Linked DNA regions of Homo sapiens: region 1 is linked to region 2. The links are chromatin contacts, found by Hi-C in ENCODE. All regions are on one chromosome and are shown on one strand. The core of a region is the stretch at or near the end of the contact, and the rest is flanking DNA. Distances in the headings are between cores, read along the strand shown. Region 1 holds the start of CCDC14 (coiled-coil domain containing 14). Region 2 holds the start of MIX23 (mitochondrial matrix import factor 23).

Region 1 (6,573 bases), core at 939-3,438, 1.6 Mb before region 2:
TTGGCCGGCTAGACGGTCTCTATCACAAATACTCAACTTTGGCAGTTGTAGCACAGATAATGTGTAAACACATTAGCGTGACTGTGTTCCAATAAAACTTTGTAACACTGAGATGATTTTCAGGTAACTTTTCACATCACACAATATAATTCTTTTGACTTAAAAAAAACTACCTGAAAATGTAAAAACTGTTCTCAGGCTACATCCAAGAATGGCAGACTGAATTTTGCCAGGGACTGTAGATTTCAGATTCCTGCTCTACACTACAGCCATTGATCTTTGTAAAACCCCAGTCAGTTCACTGTGTCCCCTGCTTGAACTTTTATGTATTCCCAATGGCCTTAGGATAATAAGCCAAATCATGTAGTCTATGAGGACTGCATAGTCTGGCCCTACATATATTTCCATCCCCACTGTCTATACTTCAGCAGCAAGGAACTCTCTGGGTTTCTCTTTCTCAACATCATGCTGTCTCCACATCTTTAGAATACTCTGCTCTCCACTCTCTATCTAGTTCATTTGCAGATCTCAGCTCACTGCAACATTATTTATAATAGCAAACAACAAAATGAAACGGGGTGGGGGCATAACATTCCCAACACTAGGGAAGTGAATCATGGAACACCAGGCAGCCATTTTATAATTGTAGACTAATGAGAAACAATGTTGATTAGATATTAAGAGAAAACACGCATGTTACAGTAATACCTATTATTTCATATTGTCGTAATACATTTATACATATATATGTAGGTGGAAAAAATCTTGAAGGGAATGCACCAAGCTGTTCAAAGTGATAACTCATGGGTAATGGGGTTATGGGTGGTCTTTTCCTTTTTGCTTATCTATATTTTCTAAAATAAACATGTATTAAGAAAAATCAATATGAATTCAAAAAATATCAACTTAACTAAAAAAAACCCCTTAATTTCAGGTGAATATGTCAGCAAGTTATGAAGTTATGTGAGGGCTGGGGAAGGAAAGGAGAGGTTTTCACAGTTTGATCTAATTCAAAACTAAATCTGTGAAATACTCATTTCCTAAAATCACTCAGGATAAGTGTGTGATATTTTGGTGGACATATTTTAGTTCCTGGGCTTTGACATTAATTGTAACAGACTTTTAAAGCGTAGCTCTTTTCTCCATTAAAAAGAAATGAGGCCGGGCATGGTGGCTCACCACTGTAATTCCAGCACTTTGGAGGCCAAGGCGGGCGGATCACCTGAGGTCAGGAGTGTGAGACCAGCCTGGCCAACAGGGTGAAACCCTGTCTCTACTAAAAATACAAAAATTAGCCGCGTGTGGTGGCACGCACCTGTAATCCCAGCTCTTCAGGAGGCTGAGGCAGGAGAATCGCTGGAACCCAGGAGGCAGAGGTTGCAGTGAGCTGAGATTGCGCCACTGCACTCCTGCCTGGGTGACAGTTGAAATGGAATAAACTGAGTTATCTCTCTTCAACTTGATTTAAATCATTAACCCAAAACTCAATGCCTTAAAAACCAATGACTAAAATCCTCATTAAAATGAGTGCACATGCCAATACTAAGAATGTTGTGTCATTTTTCATCAAAAGTAATTACCTCAACATAAGAGGAGACAAGTACGCATGGAAGTAAACCCAAAATCCCAACTAATGAACACCGTTCTGAGATCAGTGGCCACAGGGAATAATTCTGCAATTTCCATCACACGCAAAGGTAACAACCCCGAGGTCTTATTTTTATAGAATATCAAGAACAAAATCTTCCAAAAGGCACACGATGCCAAACTAAAAATAAAGAGCGAAAACCCAAAAAGTCGCGCTCAATTCCTTCTGAAACCTATTCGCCTCCTACCCCTGTCCCATCCTCTGGCGCTGGCGGGTCCTCGTCCCCGTTTTCCCCACCGCAAGTCCTGGAACCTCCGCTTAACTCTTTTCTCGGCGGCTCCGCCCCGGCCCCGCCCCAGCCATGCCTTGGCCCCGCCCCGTTCGCCGTTTATTGGCTTCTCCCAACCCCTGCCGGTGGGTGACAAGCCGGGAAGCTTGGAGGGGTCTATTGCGTACGCCCAAGGCGCTGGGCCTGGAGCAGGAGAAAGGGAGTGGAGGCGCGTCGGAGACTATGAAGCGCGGCATTCGGCGGGATCCTTTCCGGAAGCGGAAGCTCGGCGGGCGGGCCAAGAAGGTCCGGGAGCCCACGGCGGTTAATTCTTTTTACCGTGAGGCTTCACTTCCCTCGGTCTGGGCTTCTCTGAGGCGGCGAGAGATGGTCAGGTCTGGAGCTCGACCGGGCCAGGTGAGGGCTGAGGACCTGAGGAGTCCGCTGTGGGGATGGAGAGGGACAGGGGGGTTTTCGGGCCAGGAACTTGTAAAACTCTGCTCGAAAAAAGACAAAGACAATGCGGCGACATTAAAGTGCTGGGACAGAGGTGCAGGGAACACCTAATCTTCCCGTCGTAACACGGCCGCTCGGTCTCTAGATGTTTCTGTTTAAATCGTCGTAGCCCTAGTCTAGAGCGCCGGCTTTGGGGTCAGGCCCGGGTTCGAGTCCCAGCCTTCGCCGCTGCGTCGAGTGACTTAACCTCTCCTAGCTTCAGTCACCTGCAGATTGAGAGTCTACTACTTTTTACTGCTCAGAACTTCCTATTCCTTAGCTGCAAAATAGGCAGAAATAAGCATAAAATCCTGTCTCAAAGAATTGAGAAGGTTAAATAAGAGAACCCGGTAAAAACATCGATCACACAGTTGTTGTAGACATACAACAAAATTTAGTTCCCTTTAAAACACGTAGTTTGCCACCATCTTAATGATAACAGCAGCCAACATTTAGATAGGACTTATGTGGCAGATGCTACTGTAAGTGCTTTTATGTATTACATAGAATAACTCATTTAATAGTCACGATATCCTTATGAGGTAAGTACTATTATCCCTATTTTATATATGAGGAAATCGAGGGCTGGAGGATTCAAATAACTTGGCAGTTACACAGCTGTGGAAACAAGATTCAGACTCACAAAACTGATGCCAGAGTCCATTCTTCTTTTAAACATTTTACCTAGTAGATGTATGACTTTGAACAAACCACTTTTCTGAAATTTAGGTTCCCACCTCACAAATAATAACTCACAGGGTATGGATTAAGTGAAAATGAAAGACCTTAGCACACTGTAAGTCATTCTACAAAGGCAGTATTATCTTGTACTTGTTGGTAGGAGATATGACTACTAAGAAATGCTTATATGATTCTCAAATAGCAAAATTAAAAGTTTAATGATAATAACCTCGTAGAAGTAAGTGTAAAATAAAGCAAACTGATTCTCCTGTATTGTGATTAGGACACTCCTTTTGGAGAGCAGCTTTGCAGTTTGTATCAAGGGTTATTAAATTGCTAATAACCTTTCACCAAATAATTTTCTTTTTAATCCTAAATATAAAAAGGCTGTTTTCAGTAGATAGAAAGGCTTATTCCAGGTTTGTTTTTTTAATTGTGAAAAATATGAAGCAAACCAAGACCATTATTATATTACTTCCACTGAAGGAAATATTATACAACCATTAAAAATTTATGAATATGAAAAAGATTTAAAAGTAGAAAACACAGGATTTAAAATTGCAAATATCTAGGTATTATGACTAAGTAAAAAATGCATATGAAAAAAGATTGGAGGCCCCAATAGCAAAGAACACATCTAGTACCTAGATCTTGGTTTCCACGTACCACTGTCCACTAAGGAGTCATGGCTTCTTGGAGAAATGACCAACTCCAGGGCTGAGCAGGGGTAATATAAGAAGAGCATGGACACATCAAACTAAAAAGCTTCTGCACAGCACAGGAAATGATTAATGGAGTGAAAAGGCAATCTACAGAATGGGAGAAAATATTTCCAAGCCATGTATCTGATAAATAATATCCAAAATACATATAAGGAATTTCTATAACTCAAAAGCAGAACAACACATAACCTGGTTAAAAAACGAAAAAAGGATTTGAATAGACATTTCTCCAAAGAAAATGTACAGATGGCCAGCAGGTATATGAAAAGATGCTCAACATCACTAATCCAGGAAATGCAAATTAAAACCACAATGAGCTATCACCTAACCCCTGTTAGGATGACATTAAAAAAATGAAAACAAGTGTTGGCAAGGATGTGGAAGAATTGGAACCCTTGTACACTGTCAGTGGGAATGTAAAATGGTATAGCTGCTATGGAAAACAATATGGAGATTCCTCACCAAATTAAATATAGAACTATATCACCCAGCAATTCTACTTCTGGGAATTTATCCAAAAGAATTGAAATCAGGATATAGAAGAGATATTTGCACTCTTGTGTTCATTGCAGCACTATTCACAATAGCCAAATGTGGGAACAACCCAAATTCTATCTGCAGATGAACAGATAAAGAAAATATGGTATATACATACAATGGACTATTATTCAACCTTTAAAAAGAAAGAAATAGCTGTCATATGCAACAACAGAGACAAAACTTGAAGACATTATGCTAAGTGAAATAAGCTAGTCACAGAAGGACAAATACTGCATGATTTTACTTACATAAAGTACCTAAATAGTTAAAACTCATAGAAACAGAATGTGAGCATGGATTGGGCGTGAACCAGAGGGATTTTTGTTTTTTGGGTTTTTTTTTGTAAAGAACAGTATTGGGATAATTGGCAACATGTGAATAAGGTCTGAATATTAGATTGTAATTCTGTATCAATGTTAATTTCCTGGTTTTGATAATTATACTGTGGTTATGTTAGAGAATGGCCTTGTTTTTAGGAAACATTTAGGAGTAAAGGAGTATTGTATCTGCAAACTTAACTCTAATGGTTCAGGCAAAAAGTACTGCTGTGTATATATATTGAGAGAGAATATGGAAAATGTCAAGGTTCACAGAATCTGAGTGAAGCATATATAGGGCATCTTTGTACTATTATTTCATAGTAGAAACTACAAAAAAAAATTGAAAGGAATTGTTCCAATATGACAGTTACTGTTTCAAGGTGCTTTTATCATGGGTAGTTTTCTTTACCAGATTTTCTATAATATAGCCTTGTGTATATTTTTTGGAGAAACACCATATGTAATCTTACAGTTATGCCAGACATATACCTCAGACAGTGTACTTTAATTGTGGTAGTTGTTTTTGGACTCGATCCAGGGTATAGTATTATAGTGTCATGGCTTGGATTTTTTATTATGATTCCAGCCAAGACATCGACATAAATATACCAAAGGGAAGGACCCTGAGAGTGTGATGCAGAGACCAGTGGTGTGATGTTATACAAGGTCTTATTTCCTACATTGTTGGTTCTCACTGCTGGCTTCATGACCCTCCATCATAATCCAAGTTATCTCAAGACGTATAACTCTTACCAACCCAGTTTTTAAAAAATGTATTCTCAGTGACATTCTTAGAAGGATGGAGCACATATTCAAGCATATAATAGAATGCCGTATAACTTTAGAAAGTTTGGTAGTTACAGCTCAAAGCTATCTGGAGATGAAATTAAATATGTGAAGAGAAATTATAAATAAAACTGCCAACAGTGACTACATCTGGAGGGTGGAACTAGGGGGGGAATCAGGGACTTTCTCATGTCTATTTAAAATTATTTTGAATAAAGATTATATTTATCTGATATAAAATTATTAAGATATAAAATAGTATACCATGGAAAGTGTCCCTTCTCGCTCTGTCCCCCAGATACTCTGTTTCCCTCCCCAGAGGCAACCATGATTAACTGTTTCTGGCATAACTCCCAAGATACTGGATGCATGTAAAAGCAAATGCTTATTTTTTCCTGTTTTTCTACACAAAAGGTTGTCCATTATTGTCACTTTTAAAACAAAAAAGTTTAAGAAAACAACAGTGGTATATGAATTTAAAAAGAAAAATTAAGACAGTGAGATGTAGATAAAGAGACAGGGTAGAGTTCTCACTTCCTGGTCTAATCAGGCATTCTAAAGAATGTACATAAAAGGAACCAGAGTTAAGAACTCTGTCCTATATCATGAATTAACTTGCATGTTTCAAAGAATTTGGGACTATAGAACATATTTTGGGATTAATATAGTCTGAACTTAGTGTAGTAGTTACTTCTGGTTTAAAATAGTATCTCAATTTCCTTTTCACCTTAAATAGACTTAAGGAACAAATATATGTGTAGTTTGCTTGACGTTTTACATAAAAGAAATTTAATATATGAATTAAATTATAATTGTGTATTTTTAGGATATATCACATTAATTAAAACAGTGAATAATGTGGTACATACATATAATGGAATATATTTGACCTCAAAAAGGAAGAAAAATTTTGACACATGCTACAATATAGATGAAGCTTGAAGACATTATGCTAAGTGAAATAAGCCAGTCACAAAAGAACAAATATTGTATTATTTCAGTTATATAAAGTTTCTAGACTAGTCAAATTCATAGAAACTAGGATGATAGTTGCTAGGGTCAGGGAGAAGAGGGGATGGAAAGGTATTGTTTAATGGATGCAGAGTTTCAGTTTGAGAAGATGAATAAAAGAAAAAAATGACATTAAATTTTGTCAAGATAGCATATTGAAAA
Region 2 (7,426 bases), core at 3,747-6,246:
CAGTATCTCCAAACTCATCCTTTCTTCAAGACACTTCCTAAATATATTCGTTATTTCCATCATCACCTCACACATCAGTTACTGTAATATCTTCATAGGTAGCAGCAATTCAACTGGTATGTAGTTGCTGAGTTAATTTTCCAGAAATGTTTCTTGTGTTACTTCTCCTGCTAAAAGGTTTTTTTGGTCCAAATTCATTTGGTTCAAACGTCTCCAAACACTACACTTTACCTCCTATTGCCTCCTGATCAAAATCCCTAAGGTAATCTTTCCTCTCTCATATCCTTTTTCAGACTCATTACCGCCCCTACATGTGCTCACAACTCATTACCGCCCCTACATGTGCTCACATCACTCTCACACCCCTTCATTTCAATGGAGCCTTCAAGAATCTCAGAATTCTTGAAGCCAATGGTATATTATATATGTTTGTTTGTTCATTGCAATAAATCAGCCCTAGGAGTGGGGCAGTCCATTCATTTTAGAGCCTTCACAGTATACACACAGGGCATCCATTGTGTACTCAATAAATACTTGGCAAGACCTGGAAAGGAGCAATAAGTAAAGCCAAATGTGGGGGTAGTTAAAATGCGTACGTTCTCATTTAGGTTTGGTTAGCAAGAACAAACAAAAAGAATAAGGTAGCAGAATGTGGTAGAAATAAAATCAGAATGGGAGCCAGGGGATACTGGCTATGTCCCAGGTCTGTACCTGTGTGGTCCTTGGCAAGCTGATTCCCTTCTTGGCCCTTAAGTTTCCTCATCTGTAAAAATTAGAGGACTAAATTACCTGACTTCTAAGATACCTCTCTACTCTAATGCTCTGAGATGTGGGTTAAACTAAAAGGAAGGCAGCCCATAGTCCATTACATTGGTAACAATGACGGTAACAAATTCATTTTCAAATCTGACCAGTCAACAGAGTTTAGGGGAGCAAAACTTTCTTTCAATAAGAAACATTCTTGTAAGGTCATTCCATTCCTTTGAACTAATAATCATTCTGTGGAAAGATACAATATCCTAAAAGTTATATCTATTTTATTCTTTCAGGAGAAAACAGGTGTGAAAACTCACCTTACATTTGCAGCATGTTCCAAGATATTTCCTAGCATCCTTCATCCAAAAAATATGTATTGCCTGTCTACTATGAACTGAACACCAATAAGTGGTAAGGACTGAGTAAAAACAAAACAGAGCCAGTGTTTACCCTTATGAAACCCAGCGTAGTGTGGGTAAATGGCCATTTAGTTCCTAATCATCTGTATCAGTGCTTTTTAACTTAAAGAGCATGAACTGCTCTGAGTAGCAGATATAAAATATGGACCCTCTCTCTCAAAAATGGTATACAATCATAAAAATTTGAGAAGTTCACAGGACCTCTCAAATGTGGAGGTGTCCAGTACCACAAGTTAACAACCCTGATCTGTATCTACAACTACATCTACAAAACAACAAATTCGAGCTCATAAAAGCCTACATTATGTTTGCTATATTGTTTGCTAAGGGAGTATACCAAAGATTTCCAACAGAAACAAAAGTAAAGGTCCATCATTTATAAGGTTAAGTTTTGATCATCTGAAATTTCACTTACCTAGAGAATCTTATTCCAAATATTCTGGATAAGTAAGGTATGCCTAGATTATGCTTCTTTTCTTTTTTTTTTTTTTTTTTAGACAGGGTCTCACTCTGTTGTCCAGATTGGAATGTGGTAGCATGATCGTATTATAGCTCAATGCAGCCTCAAACTTCTGGGCTCAAGTGATCCTCTTGCCTCAGCCTCCTGAGTAGCTGAGACTATGGGTTTGAGCCACCATGCCCAGCTAATTTTTAAAAGTTTTTTTTGTAGAGACAGGGTCTTGCTAAGTTAGCCAGGCTGGTCTCAAACTCCTGGTCTCAAGCAATCCTCCAGTATCAGCCTCCCAAAGTGCTGGGATAGCAGGTGTGAGCCACCACATTGAGCCTACATTTCTATTTGATCTTTCATTCCTTTGGCTAAGGCTGCTTATTAAAGCAGTCTTCTTTCTTGAAAAGCCATTTGCACATGAAGGTGTACTTTCATTTCAGAACTAAATCTGCATTTCATGACTCTTCCATTTCAGATTAATGAGATCCAATTAGTCATGACAAATTCACACACGCACAGCCCCTGAATGAACAGCTTGAACAACAGCAAAAAGCACAAAAATTCCAGAATTAAAGGGTACCCTCTCCTGGCTCTAACATTTTTTGGCAAAGAGATCCTGGACAAGTCATCTCTGACCTATGTTTCTTCATTTATAAAGTGTGGGAGGAATAAGACTTACCTGAGAGGGCTGCTATGAGAAATCCATCCAACAAAATAATGTATATGAAAGTATTTAGCTATGAAGTGGGTGAAAGGTAGTAGGTTGTTGCGGAGTTGCTCACAAAGCATCAGACATTCGTGGAAGATCATATGGAGAGAGCTGCTCATATAACATCCTTAGTGTGCTATTAAAAATTTTATATCTGAAGTAAAATAAATTGTTCTTAAATCACTCAAGGAATTCTGCTTTGGTTAAGTGGTCAATAGTGAAGTTTTTACACATCAGAAGTTTGCAGAGATGCAAAAATATATTTATGCAAGATGCATAAATATATTCTCAAAGCAAGAAGATGAACTACTTACAATATACTCAGTATTAGTTCAAAGATGTCAAAGTAGTTCCAAGATGTCAAAGTTCTTTTCATGCAGTCCATTTTAACTTTTTTACAGAGCAATGATCCTTTCACTTGCCTTGTTGAAAAGCTTCATAATGTTAATAGGATGTACAGAAGATATTTTAGGTGAATTAGTTCAACAAAACTGACAAAATCAATGAAATCATAGTATTGAGGATTTTAGTGGAAGAAGTGTTTGCTTTTAAAGGAAGTAAATATAATAATACTCTCTAGTTTGAGACATGTTTTCCAGTCCATTCTCTACCGGAACACTAGATAAGCTGTGTAAAGGATAATCTTGAGGTGGGGAAGGTTATGTATCAAACTTGTGAAACTATGCAACATTCACTCTTTTTTTTTGCATTACTTCATTTACATTACAATATATATTTATATTATTTGAATAGCCAAGTTTGGGGCTATTTTTCCTTTAAAAATTTAATTAACAACTTTTTAATAATGTAGTGTGTGCCATTGAACAAAAGATCTCTGGTACCCAGAAAAGAGTCAAAATGCAAGCCCTCTGATTTCTCAACCCCTACTATGCCAAGGCTCTGCTGGTTCTCCCAAAAAAAAAGAATTAAGCTTTCATTACCTAAGTCCAAAATAGTCATCACACAAATGTCTACCACCAAAACAAACTGCAGATCCTTCAATTACACACTTCCTCCAAGAAATTCGAATCAATTAATTGTATAAGTGTTTAAAAGTAATGTATCCTCCATTTTAAGAAAACAATTATTATTAATCTCTAAGACCTAAATCCTTGGCCTAATCAGACATTTAATGAGTGGGGAAACTTCAGACTGGAGGTTTTCTGGGATAAACTCCAGAGAGGAAGGAGCAGGGGGAAGAGGGAAGACTCAAGGAGAGCAATAGATAGGGGAGGTTAGGGTGGAAAGCTGAATGCATGGGTAAAGGGGAGGTCTAGGGATAGTAGGTGCTTTACAGACTGAGCTCAGGGGAGGCTGAGGACGGGGGTGGGGAGAAGGGTAGGCGCGTGGGCAGTTAAGTTGGTGGGAGCTGGGTGGATGGAGATGAGGGTAATTCACGGGCAGTCTCCAATGCCTATCAGCAGCTGCTCACCTAGTTCCCTCCCACATGGCTACTAAGTAGGTAGGATTCTGAGGAACCGAGAAAGTGCGTCATGGAATGGAGCCACTCCGGGGCCCAGGAAGGCTTCAGGATTCCCCCACCCGCAGCGGCCGGGCCAGCTCCCCTACCTCCCATATCCCGACCGGCGTCTCACCTGCTGCCAGGCGCAGACCGCTGAGGCTCCCCATGGCCACTTGCTACTCCGCCGACCAGCGCAGAACTTCGCCGGGGACGGTGGCGCTGGTGAGCTCAATGTCACCCAGCGTTGGAGTGGGAAGGACGCAGGCGGCGCCGGGGGGCGGGGCGTGCGCGACGCGGTGTACAGGCCTGCGCCAGTGCGGGGCGTGTAGGACGTGCGCCACGCGCTGGAGACCCGCGGCGCCAGCCTAGTGCCCCTGGCGCCGCATCCTGAGCCAGCCTCGGAGATGGTCCTGTGGAGTGTGGCGCCGTGGGCCCTTGCCCTAGCGGATATGTACCCATGGGAGTACCTGTGTGAAATAGAAAGGAAATGTGCAACTTTCGTGATCTGTAAACTCCCGAAATACACCAGATAAACCAGTATTCCAGTATGCCGCTCTTCCAGTGTTTTCAATGAACATATGCTTTTATCAGAAAACACATAATTGGACTCTGCTCAGTGGCCCTATCTCTTGTTGGAGCATCCCTCAGGCTAATCTGAGAAATTAACATGTATGTTTTCAATTTGTTTTCTATTTACCTATTTTCTAAAAACATTTGATCATCTCCATCCTAAACACTTTACTCATACCCACCCACACTGCCAGAAATGCCGTTTTTTCTTGACGTTTCTTAGTGGTCCCAAATTCTTAACAAAGACCCCCCTGCTCCAGGGTCCGGGGAGGAGGTTAGGCACTGGAGTGAGAGGTATTAGAAAGGCCTCACTTGCCTAGATTTCCTTCAACGACCTGGTAGGGGAACCACAAGGAAATTGTTTCCCTTTTGTGAAAAGATGGGATTGGAGTAAACAGTCCCTTCAAGGTCTGACAATCTTTGATCCATGTATCTGGCCCAGTTCCAGGAGGACATGTTAAAAGGGTTGGGACAGCAGGGTGACAGGTTCCGAGGTGGATGCGGACCACGTTGAACTCAAGCCTTGCACTCAGCTTTCCTAAGGATTCCCCTCGTACTATATTTTTTGTCAGGCGACTCCGCGGTCACCTTTGCTCCGCGGTGATTGGCCTGCAGCGGGGTCCTCGTGTTTGTCCAATATGGCGGCGCCCAGTGGCGGTGTGAACTGTGAGGAGTTCGCCGAGTTCCAGGTGATGGGGTTTTCCTCATGTGGCAGGCATGTGCCTCCTTTTGTCCCCAGACCCTATTCCCTGCTTTGCGAGGGAGTATGAACCAGCTTTGGAAAAAGCGGGCAATTCAAAGCTCTTTTCTCGAGCCATTGGAGGTCATGGGGGGCGCGGGTTTGGCCTTAGGGAGCGAGGCTGCTCTGTAGGAGGAGGGAGGAGGGGGGTCATAGTTCTCTCCGCGGCTCTCCGGCCTTGTCTGGGAAGCTCTGGGTAATCTGCTGTGGTAAAGCTCGGGATGCGTGGATAAGGATTGTAACAATCTTGTAGCAGTTCCCTGAACTCAGTTTCCAGCTTCTGCCATTCCTCTCCTACTTTTGTAAGTAGAGTTTTTGTGGGAGAGAAGAAGGTGCAGAAGAGCTATTTAGTTGATAAAACATACTTGGTGCAATTTACTATTTTTGTGGGACAGGACGTATGGAAGCTTGGAGGGAGGATTAATTATAGTACCTGCTCTAGTGTCATTGCCCATTAGAGAAGATGTAATATTTAGAGGTTTTGCCTTTTTATGTTCAAATATCAGAGACCTAGGGCTAATTATTAACACCTGAATGCAAGAATAGGGATCTGGTTTTGACCAAGTTGCCATTAAAGTTATCTGTTCCAATTCAGTCATAAATGTGCTTCTGTTTAGTTACAAAGTTGAATTCCAAAATCATGATCTTAAATATGTATTGCATTATTAACTAACCCAAGATACTGAAAAATTGACCTATCTGTAGTAAGCTTTGTACTTTGAACGGTTTGAAGGTAGTGGTATTCTTGAATACTGCCTCAGCCTCCCTGTAGCTAGGACTACAGGCACGTGTCACCACGCCCGGGTAATTTTTTAAAAGAAATTTTGTAGCGAGAGTGTCTCACCAAATAATCCTCTTGCCTCGTCCTCCCAAAGTGTTGGGATTACAGGCGTGAGTCACCACGCCCGGCCTAAAGTGTTTAAAATTTTTGCAACTCTTATTTTTTCATTATAAAAATTAGATTTAGTACTTCTGTAAAATATCCTATTTCCAAATTGAAATAAAATCCAGAAAAGAGTGTTTAAAATCGAGTGCCTAGAATCCCATTTTAGCATGCATTCAAGAATTTATTAGATACTGTATTAGTCCGCTAGGGCTGCCATAACAAAATACCACAGACTAGGTGGCTTAAACAATAGAGATTTATTTTTTCACAGTTCTGGAGACTAGAAGTCCAAGATTAAGCTGCCATCAGTTTCTAGGCTATACAGTTTGATTTAAGGGGGGAAAAAGAGTGCCATCAGAATTAGTTATAGTAAGGCTTCTCTTCCTGGCTTGTAAATGGCTGCTTTCTCACCATGTCTTCTCTATGTCACTATCTCTTCTCTGTGCCTGCACCTGGAAGGAGAAGGATCTCTGCTATCTCTTCCTCCTCTTCTTTTTTTTTTTTTTTTTATTTTTTTTTTGAGACAGAGTCTCGCTCTATCCCCCAGGCTGGAGTGCAGTGGCACAATCTTGGCTCACTCCAACCTCCACCTCCCGAGTTCAAGCGATTCTCCTCCTGAGTAGCTGGGATTATAGGCGCCTACCACCGTGCCCGGTTAATTTTTGTATTTTTAGTAGAGATGGGGTTTCACCATGTTGACCAGGCTGGTTCCAAACTCCAGACCTCAGGTGATCCGCACCCCTTTCAGCCTTCCGAAATGCTGGGATTACAGGCGTGAGCCATGGCGCCCAGCCTATCTCTTCCTCTTCTTATAGGGACATCAGTTCTATCGGATTAGGGCCCACCCTTATGACCTCTGTTTAACCTTTATTACATACCTCAAGGCCCTATCTCCAGATACAGTCATGTTGGGGATTAGGGATTCATGAATTTTGGGGACACACAATTCAACCCGTAACAGATACCTACTAGTCTCCTGGCACTTGCGAAACCCAGTGGATGGAGTATAAAACAAGGAACGTAATCTAAGTAGGGCTATAAAATGTAGAAAATATTGGGAAGAAAAAAGAATAAAATGCTGAAAGAATTTAGAGAGTTGGGCCTTAGGCAGGCAGGGACTAGGGGTATTCTAGGCAGAGGCAATAGGATAATAGACAAAAAAGTTTTATGTATTTAAAGGAAATAGAAAATCAGTATTGCTAGAACACATTATTCATACAGGGGCACATTGGGATTACACAAGATTGCAACCAGATTTGTGGAAAGCCTTGTGTGTCACGTGTGAGTTAGGGAGTCCTTTTTGGGCAGAGGGGTGAGATGATCGAAGAGGTGCTTTAGGAAGATTCATCACTACTGCCAGTGGCTTTGTTTAGGCCCGTATCATTTTTGAAACTAGCTTTGCAACAGGCCTTCCTATCTTCTGGCACTTTTTTTCTC

What was found. Hi-C counts contacts between places; a loop is a spot of excess contacts on that map. Pooled maps may share reads with other maps.
Region 1: a loop to region 2 is called in a map of CD8-positive, alpha-beta T cell, with 6 times the contacts of the local background. The contact joins the promoter of CCDC14 here to the promoter of MIX23 in region 2. A Hi-C loop is called at or near these places in 2 of 168 maps with a recorded cell type or tissue (CD8-positive, alpha-beta T cell and naive thymus-derived CD4-positive, alpha-beta T cell) and 4 of 50 pooled maps.

What each region holds. Positions count from the first base shown.
Region 1 is chr3:123,956,844-123,963,416 of GRCh38, reverse strand. CCDC14 (coiled-coil domain containing 14) reads left to right here and starts at 2,188. Exons shown (of 13, transcript NM_001366335.1): 1 at 2,188-2,273. The coding sequence starts at 2,244. RefSeq lists a silencer at 1,870-2,180.
Region 2 is chr3:122,380,801-122,388,226 of GRCh38, reverse strand. It overlaps MIX23 (mitochondrial matrix import factor 23), which reads left to right and starts at 4,996. Exons shown (of 5, transcript NM_001017928.4): 1 at 4,996-5,053. The coding sequence starts at 5,003. FAM162A (family with sequence similarity 162 member A) reads right to left here and starts at 4,045. Exons shown (of 5, transcript NM_014367.4): 1 at 3,928-4,045. The coding sequence starts at 3,961. RefSeq lists enhancers at 3,861-3,910, 3,734-4,234 and a silencer at 4,001-4,150.